2 separate regions of the Homo sapiens genome follow, and region 2 is linked to region 1. Evidence: read pairs that join two places in POLR2A ChIA-PET (ENCODE). Cell type or tissue: A673. All regions are shown on one strand. Each heading gives the region's core, and the rest is flanking DNA. Links, peaks and the distances in the headings are about the cores only.

Region 1 (2,914 bases), core at 92-2,591:
AACATGGTGAAACCCCATCTCTACTAAAAATACAAAAATTAGCTGGGCATGGTAGCGCAAGCCTGTAATCCCAGCTGCTCAAGAGGCTGAGGCAGAAGAATCCCTTGAACCCAGGTTGCAGTGAGCCGAGATCGCGCCATTGCACTCCAGCCTGGGTGACAGAGTGAGACTCCGCCTCAAAAAAAAAAAAAAAAAAAATCAACCAGCCTGGCCAACATGGTGAAACCCCATCTCTACTAAAAATACAAAAATTAGCCGGGCATGGTGGTGAGTGTCTGTAATCCCAGCTACTCAGTAGGCTGGGGCAGGATAATTGCTTAAACCTGGGAGGCAGAAGTTGCAGTGAGCCGAGATCACGCCATTGCACCGCAGCCTGGGCAGCAAGAGCGAAACTCCATCTCAAAACAAAACAATAATAACAACAACAAAAAACCATCAACTAGGGTGTTTGGATATATGGATGCTCCCAGATAACATTAATCTGAGTTCTAACAAGTCTCCAGCTGTACTTTCCGATGGAGCAGCCACTAGCCACATGTGTTATTGTGGCTAGCCCAAACTGAGAAGTGCTATAAGTCAAAAGTACACACCCAGAGTTCACATACTTAGTACAAAAGAAAAAATGTAAACATTTTGTTAATAACTTTCAATATTGATTTCATATTGAAATAACTTTGGATTTATTGGATTAAACAAAGTATATTATTAAAGTTATTTGTACCTGTTTTAATTTTTTTTTAAGAGGGAGTTTCACTCTGTTGCCCAGGCTGGAGGGCAGTGGTGCAATCTCGGCTCACTGTAACCTCCATTTCCCAGGTTCGAGTGATTCTCTTGCCTTAGCCTCCTGAGTAGCTGGGTCTATGGGTGTGTGCCACCACGCCCAGCTAATCTTTGTATTTTTAGTAGAGACAGAGTTTCGCCATGTTGGCCAGGCTGGTCTTGAACTTCTCACTTCAAGTGATCCACCTGCCTTGGCCTCCCAAAGGCTGGGGTTACAGGCGTGAGCCACCGCGCCTGACCCTCTTTTAATTTTTTAATGTGGCTGCCAGAAAATGTTCAATTATGTATGTGGCTCGAATTATGTTTCCGTTGAACAGTGTTGGTCTGAAGTTTACAAACTTGTGAAATTCTACAATACTTAAAGCTGGTGGATAATTATAACTGTGGCTCATTAAGATTTGGAAAACTTGTTGCAATATTTGTTAGAGAGGGAGAGGTTTTTAGTGTACATAACTGGCTGAAGAGTCAGACAGAAGCAGTATAGAAGGGTCATTCAGAAGTCCAAAGTGAAACCATCTTAAGCAACCATGTTTACGCGAGATGAAAAGCTAGTGGCTTTAACCTGTGGGAAAATGTACCACACCCTGCCAATGCAATGCAAAGTTCATCTTGTTACTCATCCCTGAAACCTGCCCCCCAGCTTTCTATAGCTAATTGCTCACAGTTGGATCCCTTTTAAAGTGAGATTACACTCCCTACAGGATATGTTGTACATGCTGACAGCCAAGTTTCCAAGGTTTTCATTCAACCTAATACTCATTTTTGGTCATATTACGGCTTTGAGCAAAATGCTGAACATGAAGAAGCTGAATTGAAGATGATACTAAGTGGTGACAGATAGTAATCCCCAGGATGCATCTTGGTTGTATCAAAGAGATACAAAAGAAACTTAAAGACAGAGGTTTTAAAGTCAGAGCAATCATAGATTGCCAATAACTTACTAATAATATGTAAATTTAAAACATGTCAAACACAGGTAGGACAACCTCAGGGAAGCATAGAAATCAGGGAGTCAAAGTGGCAAGCATTGATAATGTTCACCCACCACAAACGAGGGCTGAGGGTCCTCCCTTTGAGAGGCAAAGCTCAAAAGAGAAGGGTTAGGATTGGTCAAGTTATTACAGTTTATGGCCATTAAGCCAATGTTTAACATTGTTTTCCCTAGAATGCCAGTGTTGTTCTAATATTGTCCTGTGAAAGTTTTGATGCCGGCAGTATTTTCTTCTAAAATGTATTTAAAATATATTGAAGCATACGGTAATTAGGAGGCCAGAGATCTAGCAACTGAAGCAGCATATGGCCAAGCCGTGTGGGGTGCGCCTGAGACGGGAGGCCTGTAAACAGGTGGAGATCTTCAGGCAGAATCTTTTCCAGGAGGCTGAGGAATTCCTCTACAGATTCTTGCCACAGAAAATCATATACTTGAATCAGCTCTTGCAAGGTACTGCCTCAATGTGGCTGACCTGACTTCCCTCCGGGCCCCACTGGACATCTCATCCCAGGCCCTCCACCCAAGGATGATGAGATGGAAACAGATAAGCAGGAGATGAAAGAAGTCCCTAAGAGTGGATTTCTCCCTAGGAATGAGAAGGTCCTGTTCCTGCTTGCCCTGGTTAAGCCAGGAGTCTGTAGTCTCAAAGAGAAATGCATTCTAGTGATCACAGGGATCCAGCACCTGATCCTCAAGATTGAAGATGGATGATTTTGGGGTAGCAATCCAGGAGAAGGTGCTGGAGAGGGTGAATGCCGTCAAAAGCAAAGTGGAAGCTTTCCAGACAACCATTTCCAAGTACTTCTCAGAACGTCGGGATGCTGTGGCCAAGGCCTCCAAGGAGACTCATGTAATGGACTACTGGGTCTTGGTGCACCAGCGAGATGAGGCAGCCTATGGGGAGCTCAGGGCCATGGTGCTGGACTTCGGGGCCTTCTACGCTGAGGTTTAACATATCAGCAGCAGCAACCTGGAGAAAATTGTCAACCCGAAGGGTGAAGAGAAGCCATCTATGCACTGAATCCAGGACTAGAAGGAAAATAAATGACCTATATGTTGTGTGTGGGAAAAAAAAGAATATGGTAATTACATAATAACAATGTAGTTATCAGTAAAATGTCTTTAAGAAATGGTATATTTCAC
Region 2 (2,914 bases), core at 117-2,616, 89 kb before region 1:
GATTTGCCAACTCATTTGGAAAGCTGTTGTTTCTTAGAGAGCCTCTTGGGACTTCTTATTCACCATCCTTCCACCTGGGCTGCAAGAGCCCCTTGGGGACTGCAAAGTTCTCTTTCTAGAATCTGAGTCTGTGGGTTCCCAAGGTCTTTGGACCATGATTTGTGGGAGATTTGCATCGCCCTTCACTCACTCAAGAATCTACAGGCTCTTTCTACATGGCTGGCACAGTACAAGGCACCGTGAGGACCAGCAGTAATAAGATAAAGCCCCTGTTGTCACAGAGCTTATATACCTGTGGGGGAGACAAAAAATAAACAGATAACTGAAATATTTGGGAAGTACTAGGAAAAAAAATTAAGGCAGATGAGTAGAAAATCTTGGGCATGCTATTTTCGTGAGGTTAGACAAGAGAGGACGAGGTAATGTTTGAGCAGAGATCTCAGTGAAGCAAGAGTGTGAGCCATTCTCCCAGCATACAGAGGTCAGGCAGTTCCTTCCTGCTCCTGAGAATCACAGAATCCCTGTGGTGGGAGGGAAGTGACCATGGCTGTCTCCAGCAGACCCTCCCCTGACATCCCATCATCCTAGAATAAAGTCTGAGCTCCTCAGCATAGCATGCAGGGAAGTTTGTTGTTGCTGTTTGGTTTTTGTCTGCTTTTGCTTTATGTATGTACATATGTATGTATGTATGTATGTATGTATGTATGTATGTTTGTAGAGATGGAGTCTCGCTCTGTCACCCAGGCTGGAGTGCAATGACACGATCTCTGCTCACTGCAACCACCACCTCCCAGGTTCAATCAATTCTCCTGCCTCATCCTCCCAAGTAGCTGGGATTACAGGTGTACACCACCACCTCCAGTAAATTTTTGTATTTTTAGTAGAGATAGGGTTTCACCATGTCGACCAAGCTGGTCTTGAACTCCTGACCTCAGGCCATCCTCCCACCTCAGCCTCCCAAAGTGCTGGGATTACAGGCATGAGTCACCACCCAGCCTGTCTGCTTTCTTTTTAAAAATGGTCCTGCTGGGCATGGTGGCTCATGCCTGTAATCCCAGCACTTTGGGAAGCTCAGGCAGGCAGAACACGAGGTCAGGGGATCAAGACCATCCTGGCCAACATGGCAAAACCCAGTCTCTACTAAAAATACAAAAAATTAGCCAGGTGTAATGGCACACGCCTGTAGTCCCAGCTACTCAGGAGGCCGAGGCAGGAGAATCACTTGAACCCAGGAGGTAGAGGTTGCAGTGAGCCAAGATCACACCACTGCACTCCAGCCTGGGTGACAAAGAAAGACTCCATCTCAAAAAAATAATAGTTATAATACAAACAACTAGCTGGGTGTGGTGGTGCACGCCTGTAATCCCAGCTACTCGGGAGGCCAAGGCAGGAGAATCACTTGAACCTGGGAGGCGGAGGTTGCAGTGAGCTGAGATCACATCACTGCACTCCAGCCTGGGTGACAGAGCAGGGGGAAAAAAAAAAGGTCCAACCTCAGTTGATCCTTCTGGCCCACTCTCCTCAGCCCGTCTCTACTTTCAGACACACACAGTCCTTCCTTTCGCCTTCACCTTCCCCTCGATGAGCTCCAAAGAAGCTGCACTCTGAGCAAAAGACTCACAGCCTTTTGCTTCAATTTCCTCTGCTTGTGATTCCCTCTCCTCCTTATTTCCTGGAAAACTGCAACTAAGTTGGGGCTTTAAACATCACCTTTTCCCTGAAGACTTTTTGTTCCTGTCATGAAGCAATTTTTCTCCTTTAATAGCACTATTTGACTTTTTTTTTTTTTTTTTTTTTTTGAGACAGATTCTCTGTCTCCTAGGTTGGAGTGCAATGGCGTGATCTCAGCTCACTGCAACCTCTGCCTCCCAGGTCCAAGCAATTTACCTGCCTCAGCCTCCCAAGTAGCTGGGATTACAGGTGCCTGCCAAGCCTGGCTAATTTTTGTATTTTTAGTAGAGACAGGGTTTCACCATGTTACCCAGGCTAGTCTCAAACTCCTGACCTTAGGTGATCCACCCACCTCGGCCTCCCAAAGTGCTGGGATTACAGGCGTGAACCATCGTGCCCGGCCTGACTTCTTTTGTAGAAACTATTAGAATATTCTTGAATTCCTAGCTCAGCAGTCTCTCTTTCTACAAATTCAGTGCTCCTTAAAAGGCCCGGAGTGTATCTCATTCGTCATTGGCTCCCCAGTGCCATTACCCTGCCTGACACGTAATTGACACTCAACTAATCTTGGAGAATAGAGGAAGAGGGAAGGACAGGAAAGACCAGAACTGAGTGACAGGAAGGGCGCCTGCCTTCCCTCCCGCTCCCTTCACCCCACCTGCTCTACAGCCTCTTTCCGCTCCTGCCAGGCAGCTATGTAGGACTGGATCCTTGTGGTCCAGTTTGTCTGAGTTGTGTTATTTACAAGTACAGATTAATAGCTGGAAATAATTTCAAGAAAGCTTAAAAGGCAGGATAGCTGATGGTGAGAATGTAAGCAACAGATAGTGCTTATAGTTTATATTAGCTTGATTAATGATTCAAGGGAAAACTATTTCATGCAAATGTCACCTTTTCTTTAACATGTTATACAAGTAACTATATAGAAGAGTTTAGAAAAGAAAAATCCTTGGCCGTCTTTAGTCTTCACTTAAGTGCTAAAATATTTTATTATCTTTTAAATTCAGTATCTCCTACATCCCTGAAATTGGGAACACCAGAAGCAATAGAAAGTTAAAAATTAGATGTAGTTCAAAGATATTAAAGGTTTTACAAATATACTGGCCACATCAACTGTGGGGATTTACCCACACTGTATTGAACTGGGCCCCAGATGGGACCCAAAGTCTAAAGAGACAAACCAAGGAGCAGAAGGTTTGGCTCCAGATGGGCCATGAGTGCCAGGCCCGCGTGATGGGTAGGT

Evidence for each region. Peaks named below come from ENCODE experiments on the same cell type or tissue, not always from the same donor. Only the 100,000 strongest peaks of a DNase experiment are listed, where the experiment ranks them.
Region 2: POLR2A ChIA-PET joins it to region 1 with 7 read pairs; 5 of 35 experiments call an interaction of 5 or more read pairs at or near these places.

Annotation. Positions count from the first base shown.
Region 1 is chr4:159,005,044-159,007,957 of GRCh38, forward strand. The region is part of intron 1 of SPMIP2 (sperm microtubule inner protein 2); the gene reads right to left. It also overlaps the pseudogene PSME2P3. Among named protein-coding and RNA genes, the nearest start is that of SPMIP2, 29 kb to the right of the region's middle. RefSeq lists an enhancer at 1,178-1,710. In A673, for the core only: no CTCF peak of the experiment used is centred there; a DNase peak (open chromatin) is centred at 1,438.
Region 2 is chr4:158,915,945-158,918,858 of GRCh38, forward strand. The region is part of intron 3 of SPMIP2 (sperm microtubule inner protein 2); the gene reads right to left. Among named protein-coding and RNA genes, the nearest start is that of SPMIP2, 120 kb to the right of the region's middle. In A673, for the core only: no CTCF peak of the experiment used is centred there; no DNase peak of the experiment used is centred there.